3 separate regions of the Mus musculus genome follow, and regions 1 and 2 are each linked to region 3. A link is a loop called in an ENCODE intact Hi-C map of the cell type or tissue named here. Cell type or tissue: heart. All regions are shown on one strand.

Region 1 (5,000 bases), 61 kb after region 3:
ACTTTGATAACATTTATTTGTGTGTGTCTGTGTGCACATGAGGACAACTTTTGGGAGTCAGTATTTCTACCATATGGGTCTAGTTGAAAAATGAGTATTTTGGTGTCACAAAACAAATATACCACCAGACGAAAGTTAGCAGCAAGGCAGTGCTTTTCTGTTAAAACGTGTGCCATGCTTGGTCAACAGATCACACGTAGCCAAACCGTCCTGTCTCATCTTCAGTTCAAGGCTGTTCCTCAAGGCTGAGGTTCAACCCCACAATCTATTCCTGATTGGCTAAGCCAAAAAGCAGTCTGAGAAGGGGCAGAGAGTTGAGGGAGAATGTAGACTCTCTTACAGGTTTAAGCAGTTCAGGGAAATCAGGTAGCAGATTACACCTGGTTCAACAAGTGTATTGGATGAACAAGGAACAAAAAGGCTTTTCAGGAGCTGGGAGCATTAGGGAAAGTGGGCTTTCAGCTTCTAAACCTGTCTGTAAGGAAAGAAACGACTGCGTCTCTCAGTTCAGGCTTGCGTGGCAAGTGTCTTCACCCACTGAGACATCCCCTTGACTTTGAATACTGACAATGGTTTGAAAGGCTTTTTAAGACTTCAGGGCAAACCAACTGTTCGAGCTTCCCATGAGGGCTGTTTTCAGAGTTTATACAAAGTTTTTTGTCATTGATAGTTCAGTTACCAAGAATTTATTATTCACCCCACCCCCAGTGGCTCACAGTTCATCTTCATAACCCTGTCCTCAGTTTGATACTATGGTTCTTTATAAATGGCCAGGATAAGGCTAGGGCTGGCGGAGTGCTTTGTCCTAGAGATGAGAGAGTTTGGGTTCAAGAACCAGGATTTGACCTTGGCCTTCCACCTCCAGAGATGAAGCTTTTAATGACCTCTGTATTGTTAGTCTCCCTACTCAGTTGAAGAGCTCTCCAGAAGATAAGAAGCTGTCCAAGACTCCAGGGGTGGTGAGAGGCCATGTATGTTTTCAGAGATTGGACTGTGCACTTCGTACGGTTGTATAATTAGTCACTTTTCCTGGGCGAGGCTGCATTTCCAGCTCTGAGACGTGCATCTGGAATTCTCGGAAAGGAAAAGCCTTGAGCAGGCAGAAGTGATTTCTTTGAAGTTACCCTTGTGGCAATTTCATCAGGCCTCACAATTCTTAGATGAGAGTGGCTAAGGCAGTACCACACCACACTTCTCGGCGGCCGTCCTAGTTTTCCCTGCACATTAGTAAAAAGTTTCTGCCCCAGGTAGTAAATGTCTCCGCTGACGTAATAAGCCAGATCATGCTGAATTAAAAATATAAAAGCAGGTTTACCGGGAGCAACTCTCGGGCAGTTTCAACGGTCTCAGAGAACGAGGCCAAAGAAGTCGCCATGAGACCCGGAGAAAAAGAGCCTAGCAAAAGAGAAACAGAAGGCAGAGCGACAGAGAAGAGAGTCCTAGGATGGCTGGGGTGGAGGCCTTTTCTCCACAACACGCACCTGGGTGAAGACTTAAGCAGCCGCTAGGTCCCTGAGAGCAGGCCAGAGGGGTCACCTGCATAGGAACAATTAGTTCTTTTAAATCTCTTATTCAGGACTGGTGTGTGTGTGTGATCGTCTCTTATGCTTTTTCCTCTGTGTGTGTGTGTGATCGTCTCTTATGCTTTTTCCTCTGTGTGTGTGTGCTGCATAGGAACAATTAGTTCTTTTAAATCTCGTATTCAGGACTGGTGTGTGTGTGTGTGTGAGATCGTCTCTTATGCTTTTTCCTCTGTGTGTGTGTGCCAGAGGTCTACGCAAGATGTGGTTCCTCGGAAGGCCTCCACTTTGTTTTTTGATACAAGGTCTCTCTTTGCCTGGGCAGCAAGCACTTTACAGATTACGCTCGCGGACCCCAGAACCGGCTGTTTTAACTCCACTTAGTAGCTCCATGAAAGGTCACCGCTCAACCAGTAGCGGCAGAGCCAAGTTTCTAGCTCAGGCCACAGGAAAACAAAAGCCATTCTTCGTCTCCAGTCTAAAGCCTGCAGTAGTTTTACTACGACACAGGCCGTGGGCCGTGGATCGTCCCGCCGTGGGTTCTCCTCCAGCGAGCGAGAGGCGGGGGCGGCGGAAGCCGTTCCGGGAAGTACGAAAACCGCGCGGGAAACCGCGTAGCTCAGAAGGCGGCTCACAGGTGCCAAGGCGCCATAGCAACAGAGCGGGCGGGGAAAACGGAAGTACTCCGCTGGTGAGCGGGAGAATGCGCGTAGCCCACCAGTAGGAGCTCCAGTCTGGCGATCTCTCCGCCCTGGAGGCGGGCTCCGATATGGCTTCCGGCGTGATCTCGCTGGTTTGCGGTACGTATGAAGGCTTTGGGGTGCTGCGGGGACCAGAGCGGGCATCTGTGGGCAACGGGATCGACCATGGGGTCGGCGCGGGCTTTGGCGCTGACGAGATATTGAAGCCCGCAAAAGGCAGGGGTTGGAACAGCTCTATAACAACATAAGTTGTTTATTTGTTAATTTAAATTTTAAAAAATTGTCTTTTCGAGACATGCTCTCACCATGTAGCCTAGGCTGACCTGGAACTCCTGTAGCTCCTGACTCCCGATCGCCTGATGGGTCAGGCGGAGAAAGTGTGCCTTGTCACTGACACTGTTTGGTGACAGCCACTTGTACCCTTCTGTTCAAAACGACCACACCCTCCCCTTGCGTGCCCCGCCTCCCCACTCCCCCCCCCCCTTTTTGTTTTGTTTGTGGAGCCAGCATTTGAAAGCCTGAGGCTAAATGTGTTCAGAATCATCCGTTTGTCCGATTTTGGAAAAGTATAGGATTCCTGTGCTCTGTGTTTTGTTGCATTTCGTACTGATAACCATAAATAACACCTCTAACCCAGACCAAGACTGGAGAAGTCTAGAGAAGGAACCTAGATCATGGTTTGTTCTGTCTGTCTGCCTATCATCTACCTACCTATCTAAGCAATCTATCTAATCATCTGTGGTTATGTTTTCTAGACAGGTTTTCTCTTTATTGCCGTGGTTGTCCTGGAATTCACTCTGTAAATTAGGTTGGCCTTGAACTCAGATCTGCCTGCCTCTATCTCCCATGTGATGAGATTAAAGGTGTACACCACCACTGCCCAGCAACCACGGTTGGGACTGGCAGTGCCTTAAAAGAAACTGCTTTTGCAGTACTGTCCGTCACTATCGCCATCACTTGTGTACCTTTGTAGCCCCAGCTCCCTCCTGGGGAACACTGTTCCTCATGAGGTTCTGGTGCGTTTCAAACCAGGCTGTGCCATCAGCGGATTAACACTGCCTAGCACAGGCCACCCATGCTGTACCCAAGCATTGCTTATTCTGTAAACGCCTTGGTTTTAAAGTCCTTTGAGTGGGCTGCACCTATCTATGGTTAATCCTCTCTGCAGAGTCCCTCATTGCAGATAGTTGCCATCCTAGCCACAAACAAGCATGGCTCCTGTGATCGGTTCCACACCCATTTTCTGACCCCTTTCCCCACATCACACCATTTGAACTTTTTCTGTACCACTCTTCTCTAATTAATATTTAAGTTGTCTTTAAGTATTTTTGTTTTGTAACATACTTATGAAGATAAAATGAACACCTCAGGTGTAGCACCACCAGATTAAGAAACGTATTATTCCATACCCCCAGCCCCCCATTGAATCTCCTCTACAAAGTTTCCCACTACTCTGAATTCTGTTTTCCTTGCTGTTGATAGGCCTCACTGAGTTGCTATGGCCCTGCCATGATCGCTGTGTACAGTTCTTTCTGTGTTTGGCATCCTTGTGAATGTGTGATTTGCTTTTTGCATATGGTGTGGTTTTGTGTGTTTGTGGTTTGTTTTGTGACAGTTTCTCTTTCCCTGGCTGACCTGGAACTGGCAATGGAGACCAGGCTACCCTTGAACTCAGATCTACTTGCCTCTGCCTCAGGGTGCTGGGATGAAAGGCAGCCACAGTGCCCAGCTTGCATGCAGTGTGTTCTGAGCAGTACCCATGTGGATGTGAGCAGCCTTGCTTTCTTTGTCACTGTCCTGGATTCCACGGTGTGATTTGAATCCCTTTATATGACTGTTACTTGGTTGATAAGGCATTTATAGTATTGCCAGACTTCCATTACATGATGTTTCTATGGACACATCTCCTGGGGCCAGTGTGGACACTTTTGTAAGGAATGTACATAATATGTTTCTGGGGTCATGCAAGTTTGCTGGAATCTGTTTCCCCCAGAAGAGGATGAAAGTCACAGGCCAGGGAGTCCACCACTGTTACCTGCTGAAGATTCTTCACTTTCTCTCCGCTCCTCTCCCCTTCCCTTCTTCTGTGTTCTCTCTCCCAGATTTATTTTATGCATGGATATGTGTGTCTGAGTATGGGTATGTGTGTGAAGCCCTCGGAGACCTTGGATCCCCCGAGCTGAACTTAACAGGTAGTTCTTAACATGCTCTTAACCCCTGAGCAAGAGTCTTTCTATAGCCCACACTGGCCTGCAACTCACTCTGTACAGAGTCCAGACTGACTTCAGACTCATTCTTTCTCCTGCCAAAGCCTTTTGAGTCCTGGGAATGCTGGTATGTGTTATTGTGACCATGTCAGTGTGTCTTTGATTCTCTTGTGTGATCACATGTAGACCAGCTTTTAATGTGTTTTGTTTAGCCATCACCTCTCATGCTGCTTCCACATCCGCTCTTCTCTTTATTTTTCTCTTCTTCTTGATCCACAGGGGTTCTTTGTGCGTTCTGAAGAAGGCTCTGTGGTTAGTGTATTTTAAACACCTTCCAGCATGTTGCCTCCTCCCCTTCCTTCCCCTCCTTTGGTATTTTTGGTGAGGTTCTATAATGAAGTCAGCCAGTACTGTGTTCTTTTATGCTTTGTCCTTTGTGGCTTTTGTGTCTTCTAAGGACATCCTTTCCTACTCTAGATCTTGGTTACATGTAACGTGATCACGTTATCAACATGTTTTCTGTGTGTACTGACTCAATACTTGCTTTCCCCCCTTTCTTCTGACTTCCGCTG
Region 2 (5,000 bases), 79 kb after region 3:
GATGAAAGGGAAGACGAGCTCACAGAGAAGCGGGTCTTTGCTGCTGGCCCTGTTGCTACCAAATAGCAAAGCAAATCGGAGATAGTGAAGGTGTGGGGACCTGTTGAGCACGAGGTCATTGGTGGAGGCAGCCACATGAATGTGGCCTTCCTGGGGGATTGTGTGAAAAGAGGGTTGCTCGCATCCCACCCCCAGAGGACTCGGAAAGTACAGTATAAAAGAGAGTGCCTTTGATCTGCCCACAGAGAGCAGTTTTCTGAATGATACTTTGAGGTACCTCTTTGGTGGAAAATATGAATTGTCCCTTTCAGAGGGAGGTGAGACTGGTTTGAACCTGTTCACAAAGGATCTTGTCATTTACCCAGTGAGAGGTAGTGATACTGAAGAAATTCAAAGTATTAAAACTAGTGTTATAAATGACTCAATAATAGATTTGCTTTGGAGAACTCAAGTCACACAAGTGGAATTTAGCTAAAGGAACACTGCCTCCAAAATATTCCAGAGATAAGTGGTCTGCTAAACAGGCCCGCTGCAATAGGGGCAGTTGAGAATCCTAGGATGTAAATGTTTGCTTCGCAGGAGTGACCAGCCTTTAGGTTCCAGTCCCATAACAAAGGAGACATTACTGACTTAGAACCAGCCTTTAGGCCCATTCCCAAAGACATACCTCTAACGGCAGCTCAAAGAGGGCAGTGCAGGATCACAACCATCAGTAGTCCTGCCTGCCAGGTGGGCAAGTGGACCTAGGTAACAACTATTCGAAAAGACCAGCACTGATGTACATAAGAGAGAGTTTTGGCAGTGTCTTTGCTGTGTAAGTCTCCCATCTGCCCAAGAGGACAGACTTGTAGTCTCTACCTGTCTCTCTATAAATTGTTCTAAGTATGACTTGGGGCTGGGACCTAAAAGTGATTTTATTAAAGAGGTCAGCTATGTAAAGTGCACAAGCCTGGGGTATAGAAGTTCATCTGTTCAGGGCCAGTTCCTCCTTGGGCATTAGCCAGCGCCGGACACATCCTCCTTCCTTCCTGAGTGTGTAAAGTGATTCCTCCCTGGGAAGCCATGTTGTTTCTATTACAGTGGCTCTTGAGCACCTGAGTCCCTTGTCAGAATTAGTATCAGTCTTTCAAAGTTGGTACCTGGGACGAGAAGGGGTCCTCACCGTGTGTCAGCCATCTTACATGCCCAGCAGAGTGTGTCATGGGAAAGGCCCCTTTGCATCGGCTCTGGTGTCAGGGGGCCGCAGTGGGAGGTGCGAATGTCAGCTCTGAGTCCTGGCTTCCTCCTCCCGCATCATTGTTTTCCACTTAATAGCTGATACTGATTTTTCATTTAACTTGGATTTATTAAACAAAGGGACAAAGAGCCACTGCAGCACATGTATGTTGCTATTACTGTGAACCCATGAGTCTGGGTCTTTGTTTGCCCTTAATGTTGCATGTCTTCCCCTGCTACCAATATTACCTTTTGTCTTTTAAGCTGGCTTTATTTTTGTTACACAGTGTTAGAAATGCCCACTTTCTGTAGGAAGTGAGACTGACCCTTTAGATGAGTCTTCTTTCTAGTGCAAGCCTTAGTAAGCTTAGTAACATAAATGGTGGCATGGTGTCTGTTTCTGTTTTTGTTTTTCCTGCAGTTTTTTTCTCAGTGGTTCTGTTTTTTGTTTTTTTTTCTTTATTTAAAATTTTTTTTTGCTTGTTTTTTTTTTGTTTTGTTTTGTTTTTTTTCATGACAGGGTTTCTCTGTGTCGCCCTGGCTGTCCCTAAACTCAGTCTGCAGACCAGGCTGCCTGTTAAACTCTGAGGCCTACCTGTGCCTCCCGAGTGCTGGCGTTAAAAGGCGTGAGCTACCACTGCTGGGCTTCCCAAAGTAACTCTAAAGTATAAATCCTTTGACATTATTTTAATAAGTGAAAACAGGTATACTCTGGTCTTGAAAGTATCACACTGCAGATCGGTAATTCTAGTGTATGAAGCTGGCCGTATGCCTTCACTGTGTTAGAGCAGGTTCTGTAGCCGACAGAGGGGCTGACTCTCCAAGCTGGGATGTGTAACACATGCCCTCTCCCTTTGCATCCTTTCCTGGTCTTTCTCACCAGCTGTTAGTATCTGTTCACCCAAGCCCCCTGCTTCTGGACCTTTTCCCCTCCTCAGACTCATGGCTCTCAAAAAGGTCCCTGTTGGTGGCCTCCTGATGGCTGGTGGCCTCCTGATGGTGGCATAGCAGGAGCTTCCGCTAGAGCCAGGCTCCCACAGTTCACACCGTCTCTGCCTGTGCTCAGAGCTGCCAGGGCCCGAGAAGGGCCAGTGGGAGGACACTTGGGCAATAGCTGCTTGGATTATGCTTAGAACAGGGCCTCTTCTGCTGTGAGTGCCTCACTTACCCTGTTGTGGCTCAGGCCTGGGCTGGCCCAAGGCCTTCAGATGTGTCCTGGCTAGCTTTCTAGGAGGAGGGAGCTGTGGAGGGCCACTGGTGCAGCATGAAGCCTTGGGGAAGAGGAAGGAAGGCTACTGTCTCAGTGGTCTGAGATAACAATCTTGTCCGCCTTTCTGCCTCACTACACCATCTGTCTCAGCTTATCTTTGAGCACTCCGGGAAGAAAGAAACCACAATATTGGCATTGGCCCAAGAAAGCCAAAACATTTCTGTTGGGGCTGCTAGTGTGGTCAGGGGCCAGAGATTGAAACAGGCTGTGTGTGCTTTTTCGACGAATCCACTCCCATCCCTGCCTGCTTATTTCCAGGAAATGCGACTGTAGATAAGCTGGAGGACTTCATCAACAACATCAACAGTGTCCTGGAGTCTCTGTATATTGAGATAAAGAAAGGAGTCACGGAAGATGATGGGAGACCCATTTATGCACTGGTATGCGAGGCAGCGCCCTCTAGTGGCATTTTGAGAAACTGGCTCAGAGGGCTCTGCAGTGGCTCGTGCGGGACCCATGCTTCTGAGAGAGGGGTGAGAAAGTGATCAGCTTTGTGGTGGACACGTGGCCTGATCCTTATGTGGTTTATTTTTAGGTGAATCTTGCTACAACTTCAGTTTCCAAAATGGCTACGGATTTTGCAGAGAACGAGCTGGATCTGTTTAGAAAGGCTGTGAGTACAGTACTCATTGCTACCATATGCAGCGTTTCTAACGGGAGGAAATAGAAACGGCAATTGTGGAGGCCACTGTCATGCTTCCCAGCTTCCTGGGTCTCACAGGGAGTGACAGGCCTTAAGCTACCTGTCAAACAGAGCACCTGAGAACTCGTGGGAGTGCATGGGTCCCAGTCCCTGGCCCAGAATGCTCCAAACCCAGCCCTGCACTTTAATGAGGCGCTCACTGGACGGTTTGTCCAAGCTTTGTAGCAGTGTGCTCAGCCCATGTGCCACACACCTGGCTAAGACGTTCTGAGTCCTGGGAGCACATAGCAGCTCTGGGGAAGGTGGGAAAGGAGCGCCCCTCTCCAGTTTCAGCTTGACTGGGCCCATCGAGGCAGGTAGACTTTCTAGTTTAACCATTTTGTGGTGCTCCTAGGCTGTCTACAGTGTGTGGAGAATAAAGCTAGGACAAGGGCCACAACCTGTGTGCACATTGGATACCTAGCACCTGTCGTAGGGATGTGCCTGGTGTGGGTCCATGCAGCTTCTCCTACCAGGGCTGGCTGGAGGCTTAGGTGTCGAGTTTGTTATTCAAATAGATGAATAAGGCACCTCTTTCTCTTGCAGCTGGAACTGATCGTTGACTCAGAAACTGGCTTTGCTTCTTCTACAAACATTTTGAACCTAGTTGATCAACTCAAAGGGAAAAAGATGAGGAAGAAGGAGGCCGAGCAGGTGCTGCAGAAGTTTGTGCAGAGCAAGTGGTTGATTGAGGTACCCTGGGGCCTCCCCGTTCACTCAGGAGTGCACAGTCTGTGTGCTAGCAGTTGAGCCCGGCCTGTCTGTGGGCCCTTCTCTATTGTAAGCTTTCCATGACCTCTGAGAGGAGAGCCTGTGTTCCCTGACTTTCACATGGTCTGTCTTAAGTGCTGCAGCCACAAGTGGAAGAGGCTGGAATCAATGGAAGGCTTATCAGATGCCTTTCAGAATGAAGTTGCTGGCTGTCCCTTCTGTAGACAGCTTGGAGCTGCTGCAAGCGTTTTCTTTTTTGTTGTTTGTTTGTTTTGTTTTGTTTTTTTTTCAAGGCAGGGTTTCTCTGTGTAGCCCTGGCTGTTCTGGAACTTACTCTGTAGACCGGGCTGGCCTCGAACTAAGAATTCTGCCTGCCTCTGCCTCCCAAAGAATGCTGGGATTAAAGGTGTGTGCCACCACTGCTCAGCTTTTTTTTTTTTTTTTTTTGGCTGCAAGGGTTTAATGGGAGTCCTGAAAAAAATCTGTGAGCTGTTGTGGAGGGGAGCATGGAGGCCCTCCACCTTGCCACCCATCAGCCCCTCAATCTTCTCAGTCCTGTCACTGGGTATCCCTTGAGTTCTCGTTCACCATGTATCTGGTGAAGGAAGGCACAGGCTCAGGCAGTAGGGGTCGCGGTTGGGAGAGCACCTCTGGGCTCCTCCACTTTCTGGGCAGGGCTGCTGTGAGTTCTGTAGGGGCCCCACTGAAGGATTGTTGACCGGGTTGCTGGCTGGTCCCTGCCAAGCCTTCCTAGGCATCTGGTTCCTTGATCCGAGGGACTCGGTTTTAGAGGCATCTTTGGCCTCAGAAATGCAGCCTCCCTTTGCTAAGGCTTCCCACAAGGTTTCATTGCTCAAGGGCTTAGGTATTATGCAGCTGGATGGTCCACTAGGAGGCTCTGGACTGGAGGGTGGTAAGTCAGGCATCAGAGCTTGGCCCACCTTTCCTCGTAGTTCAGGTTGGCTCCCTCTAGTGGCATGCAGCCTCAAGAGCAGGAGAAGGAGGTTCAGGAAGCTGGCCACTAGTATGGACCCGGGATCTTTGACAGGTTCCCACAGAACTGAGACTAGCTTGCAAGTTAGCCATGCTCCTGCCACATCTGAGGAGGCCCCACGTCCCTGT
Region 3 (5,000 bases):
CTGATACAGCACCTGGCACTCCTCGTCCCTCAGAGCCAAGAAGCGCTAGGGGCAGCTTGGCAAAGCAATGCCATCCTAAGTGGGAGGAGACAATCAACTGCCTTGCCTGTCCATGAGCAATGGTTTAGAAAAGCCATTTCATGAACATTTTCATCCCAGATACCTCTGACAAACGGGAGGTGTGGGGATGTGGAGTGATTTTTCTTGAGATCCAAACAGATCCGAACGCAGATCTGCCCCCCTGCCTCCCATCTTCAGTTCTAGCCCCATTCCCTGCCTCTGGTTCTGAGAACTGGAACAACGGACTCTGATCCATGCTGGGTGTCTGAATCTGGGTCACTGTGAGTCTGTGCCCACCCAGGCAAGCCTCATGAAGCTGGGAATCCAGCCATACACAGCTAGGCTGGTCTCCATCCAGGCTGGTCTCAGAGGCTCAACCCGAGGAATACCCAACAGTGTCCTGTCACGGCAGGCACACTCACGGTGGTGCCCCTGCCTCTGTCAGTCTCTGATGAAGGAACACACAAGGAACAAATCAAGCCTTTGCTTGGTCAGGAGCTCTGGCTTTCAACCTCCACGCCTCACTTGCCATGTGGGCCTCCTGTGCCATGGGGACCGTGGCAAGCTCCTTTGTACACATGCCAAGTGTGAGTGTGTACCCCAGCTAGGTCCCAGCCCCAGCCCCCAAAGGCAGAAAAGTAGGGTGTGGCGTGGGTGAATGCAAGCATTCTCTTCTTTCATCCCCGATTGTGGCAGTCATTGTGCCTGCCTCAGGGACAGTCTCCCTGGCCACCTGGCCCTCCCCAGTCTGGGATGGCACTGTATTAAGACCCCAGCACAGCCCAAATACTGCAAACCCTCAGATGGTCACAACCTTGCCCAATTACCAGTGTGTGATCATTTGGGCGACTCACTTGGGTTTCCCCATCCTTACCCTGAAGATCCAGGAGCAGGGCCAGGACTACGAATCCTTCCTACGACTTCCCTGAGCCTCAAAGCAAGGAATTCAGGGGCTCCTGCAGCGCTGTCTCCCTTTCCACATATCTAGCCCCTCTTATGTCAGCGAGGTGGCACACGGAGCCGTCCCACCTTCTAGTTTTTGCCCATGCTGTACCCACAGTTCAGCATGCCTTCTCTTGTCTCTGATTCTCGACCTGCCAAAGTGTTCTCCCACACCCCAAACTGACTCAGGAGCTGTACTGCCCAAGGAAGAGGTGCCCTGCTTGCCCAATACACTCCCTGTCTTGTGTGTCTATCCCTCAGTCAGAGAGCACAGCCTAAAACAGCAAGCAGAGCACAGACGAGCTGGGGAACACACACACAGTGGTCACCTCCCCTCTCTGCCTCAATGTCCCCTTAAGCGGTCATGACTTCCCTGGCTGATTCCTAGAGGCCTTACCAGGACTGTGGAATCCCATTACTCTCTTCTGGCCAAACATATTCTCAAGTCTCAGTTTCCCCATAAGACTTTAGGATGGGACAAATGTCCCAGCAAATGCCCCCAGACTCTCAAAAGACCACCTGTAGAAGGAAGGCCACATTGAGCCTCACACCTCCCAAAGGGCTGGAGAAGGGCAGGACCCAGGAGTGCTGGCTTGGGGGCAGACGGAATCACAGACTAGCTGGCTTATACAACGTCCAGTTTGCCACAATAGTCAGGTTTCTGGGTTACTGAACCGGAACCTGGGAGGAGCCTGGTAGTCCGGGCTTCTACACAAAGATCCCTAGGACGTCTTTGTGGGGACCGGACCGCCGAGGCTCCCTGAGTTCTAGCGCGTGAGTTGTCTACTTGCTTGACCCGCGCCCGAAGGCAGCCGACCCTGGCTGAGCGAGGAGCCCAGCAGCCCCATGCCCACCCCAGGTTCCGCGGGCTCTGGTTTCAGGCCAGATCGGTTCTGTAGCCACCACTGCCCGGTCCCCAGGCTTCCCCACCGCCCGTTCCTACCTGCGAGTTCAGGCTCCACGCGCCGCGCGGGGCTTTCCTGCGAGAAGGACCTCGCCCCGCTTCCTACGCCGCCTGGTGTCCCTTATTTACATGCGACGCCCCACCCCGTGCACGGTCATTTACATGCCCCGCCCCTCACCCAGCTCATTTTCACCCGCAGTCCTCCGGACTTTGCCTGATCGCTGGCTTATTTGCATGCCCCACCCCACGCGTCCGCAGCTGTCCAGAGCTCCAGCTTTTAAGTCCCACGACTGCGGGACTCGAATCTTTGCCCTTTCCCTACAGACCAGCTTGGCTTGTGTTTGCGGCTGTTGCTCATTTTCCCAATGTTTACTCAGCGTCTGTGCCAGAAAGCAAAACAACTCATCAATTAAGAGCGAGTGTCTCCTGCTAGGTTCAGGCAGGAACCTTGCTGCTACTACCAAGAGGGAGTCATGCGCAACTATCCCTTTTCAGATGAAGAAGCTGAGGCATGGATCTGTTAGGAAACTTGCTTAAGGGTTGATGAGATGGCCCGCAAGCCTGAGAGTGCAAGATCTATCCCTAGAAACCACGCAAAAGTGAAAAGAAAGAACTGACATCACGAAGTTGTTCTCTCGCCCACAGCAGCGCAACTGTGACCAGCCTTGCCTTTGCTAGCTAAGCCATCCCATGGGCTTGCCATCCTGTTTTGAGCATTATGGATTGGGTTGGCTTAGTTTTTTGCTTCTTGTGACAGGATCTTGCTATACAGCTTTGGCTGTCATATTGTAGCACAGTCTGAACTTGAAGTCACAGTAATCCTGTCTCAGCCTCCCAAGTAGGATTGCAGATACAAGCCACCACATCTTGCTGTCTTCTGAGTCTGCAAGCCATCTTTTGATCCCTCCTGGCTGGCCACTTGTCTTCATGTGACTGGATTGTATGACCCTTGCCCAGGGGAGAGGGGACTATGTGAGATACATCGATATGTGACAGAAACAGGCTGGCCTGTGATGGTGCTTGGGACCAGCCCTGCTTGGCTCAGGTGCTCAGAGAAGCTCAGCAGAACTAGGCCGAGAAAGCAGCTGGGCTGGAGCCTGCGTGCCTGGTTGTGAAATCAGAATCTAGACAGTGCTGACAGACCGGAAAGCAGCAGGAAGGCCAGCACACATGTGGTCAGGGAAGGCATTTGAAAATGTTCAGGGGCACAATGATGGGAATTCTTAGCACTCCTCTTTCAAAAAACCTTTCTATGTATCTAAGTTGATGTCAGGACAGAGCCAAGGATACTGGCCAAGAAGACAGACAATAGCAGGAAGCTTATATTCCCTCCACAGTCCCAGACTTCCTAAGTGACCACTCTGTTTGGCCCAAGAGTGGGCTGGGAGCCCCAGATAATCCAGGCTCTTCTTCCAGTTTAAGGGCTTCCCGAGCTTGCCTCCTTCCAAGCTTGGAGCGCATTCCAGCACAGCGGATGGAGCTGCCTTTGAGCTTACCTCAGTGTTTAAGAGTAGACTATTTTTGAAACAGATGTAGTGTGATAGAATAATTAGTGCTGTGGGGAAAGCTCTGTTGGGTCCCCTCAGTAGACCCGAGTTTGAACCCCAGTCCCCATGTTAAAAAGCTGAGAGTGGAGCTTGGAAGACTACACAGTAGATAAGAGCCCTTGTTACACCAACCTGGACCCCAACATCTGAGGAAAAAGTTGGGTTTGCCTGTAATTCTGCACTCTGGGAAAAGGACACAGGAGGACTGCAGGGGCTTTCTCGTTGCCAGTCTAGCCCAAGCTCAGTGAGATACTCTTTCCCAAGGGAATAAGGTGGAGAGTGGTACACCAGGACACCCAGTGCATACACGGACATGCTCATATACCACACACACATACACACACACACACACACACACACACACATCCCCCACACAAGCCAGGCATAGTAGCATATACTTGTAACTCCAGTAGTGAGCAAGCAGAGACCCCTGGGACCTGCCAGCTAGCCAACTCCAACTAATCAGTGAGGCCTATGTCCCTGTCTTAACCAAGATGAGGGAGGGGAAGTAGTTCAGACTACTACCAGAATTCCTGACTAGTGTGTGTGAGACCCGGAGTCCAATCTCCAGCACTACATGATCTCAGTGGGGTGACACATTCATGTAATACCGGTACAGGATCGAAGATGGAGGGAAAACGGAGGCAGATGAAGTTCAAGGTCATCCACAACAAGTGTCCTCTGGTGGCCTTTAACTGCCGATGGCCCCTCAGGTCTCCCAGGCCTCTGCTTCCCTCTGCTGTGGAATGTATGAAGGGTCCATCCCTGTAAAGCTCAACCATGCCTGCTGTAATCCCTGAGTGCAGCGGCCATGTCCTGTCCAGAACACAGCGTTTCACAGCACCCAACCTCCGGCTCTTAAGGTCTTTCCAGATCCTCTTCCCCAGTGTTCTGCCAGGCTTGGGGGTGGGGACAGAGATGACCTGCTTAGGGCTGAGCCCTGGACAGTCATTTATGCTCACACTTGGAGCAGTTATGAGTCTGTGTTAGCTGCTGCCTGCTGCAGGAAGAAGCTTTGCTGACCTAGGCTGAGAGCAGCCCTGGGAGGTGGCTACAAACATGGGTTGATGTATTCATTTATGTATTTACTTATATAGTTATTTATGCATTTATTTATTAAGCAGTTAGACAACACATCTGTTTGATTGTACTTCATCTGCTCTGGCATTTGCCACTGTTGAGTTTTGGATTTTATCCACTTTTTTCCTATACTCGATGCTCCTTCTTTCTAAATTGCTGTTGGTTTATCTTACTTGCAGCCTGCAGTAGCACCTCCCCCACTTAATTCTTCGGGACAAGGTCTTGCCGTGCTGTTCTTGTATCTTGCACCTCTGCCTCAAACAGCCACCACTTCTCGGAGTTTGCTGTCGTTGAGTTTTTAGAATTTGAAAAAAATTTATTTTTACATGTGTAAATGTTTTGCCTGCATGTATGAAGTATGTCCACCACATGCGTGTTTTTGGTTTCCAGAGTTTGGCTTTATTTCTGCAGTACAGAAATCATTTGGAGCTTTTTGGAGTAGACATCACTGAAATTAAGGCTCTGTC

The links. Peaks named below come from ENCODE experiments on the same cell type or tissue, not always from the same donor. Only the 100,000 strongest peaks of a DNase experiment are listed, where the experiment ranks them.
Region 1: it touches region 3 in a loop (5-fold over the local background); 19 of 42 quality-filtered maps call a loop at or near these places.
Region 2: it touches region 3 in a loop (6-fold over the local background); 11 of 42 quality-filtered maps call a loop at or near these places.

Annotation. Positions count from the first base shown.
Region 1 is chr7:125,488,733-125,493,732 of GRCm38, reverse strand. Nsmce1 (NSE1 homolog, SMC5-SMC6 complex component) reads left to right here and starts at 2,290. Exons shown (of 8, transcript NM_026330.4): 1 at 2,290-2,320. In heart, a CTCF peak has its summit at 2,243; DNase peaks (open chromatin) are centred at 1,072 and 2,202; H3K4me3 peaks cover 1,659 bases; H3K27ac peaks cover 2,618 bases.
Region 2 is chr7:125,469,973-125,474,972 of GRCm38, reverse strand. It overlaps Nsmce1 (NSE1 homolog, SMC5-SMC6 complex component), which reads left to right. Exons shown (of 8, transcript NM_026330.4): 3 at 2,744-2,865; 4 at 3,021-3,098; 5 at 3,714-3,860. Among named protein-coding and RNA genes, the nearest start is that of Nsmce1, 19 kb to the left of the region's middle. In heart, a CTCF peak has its summit at 4,843 (motif pointing left); DNase peaks (open chromatin) are centred at 2,692 and 4,852; H3K27ac peaks cover 2,966 bases.
Region 3 is chr7:125,549,274-125,554,273 of GRCm38, reverse strand. It overlaps Il4ra (interleukin 4 receptor, alpha), which reads right to left and starts at 2,003. Exons shown (of 11, transcript NM_001008700.4): 1 at 1,946-2,003. In heart, a CTCF peak has its summit at 2,009; DNase peaks (open chromatin) are centred at 463, 2,073, 3,003 and 3,303; H3K4me3 peaks cover 1,506 bases; H3K27ac peaks cover 1,235 bases; H3K27me3 peaks cover 1,513 bases.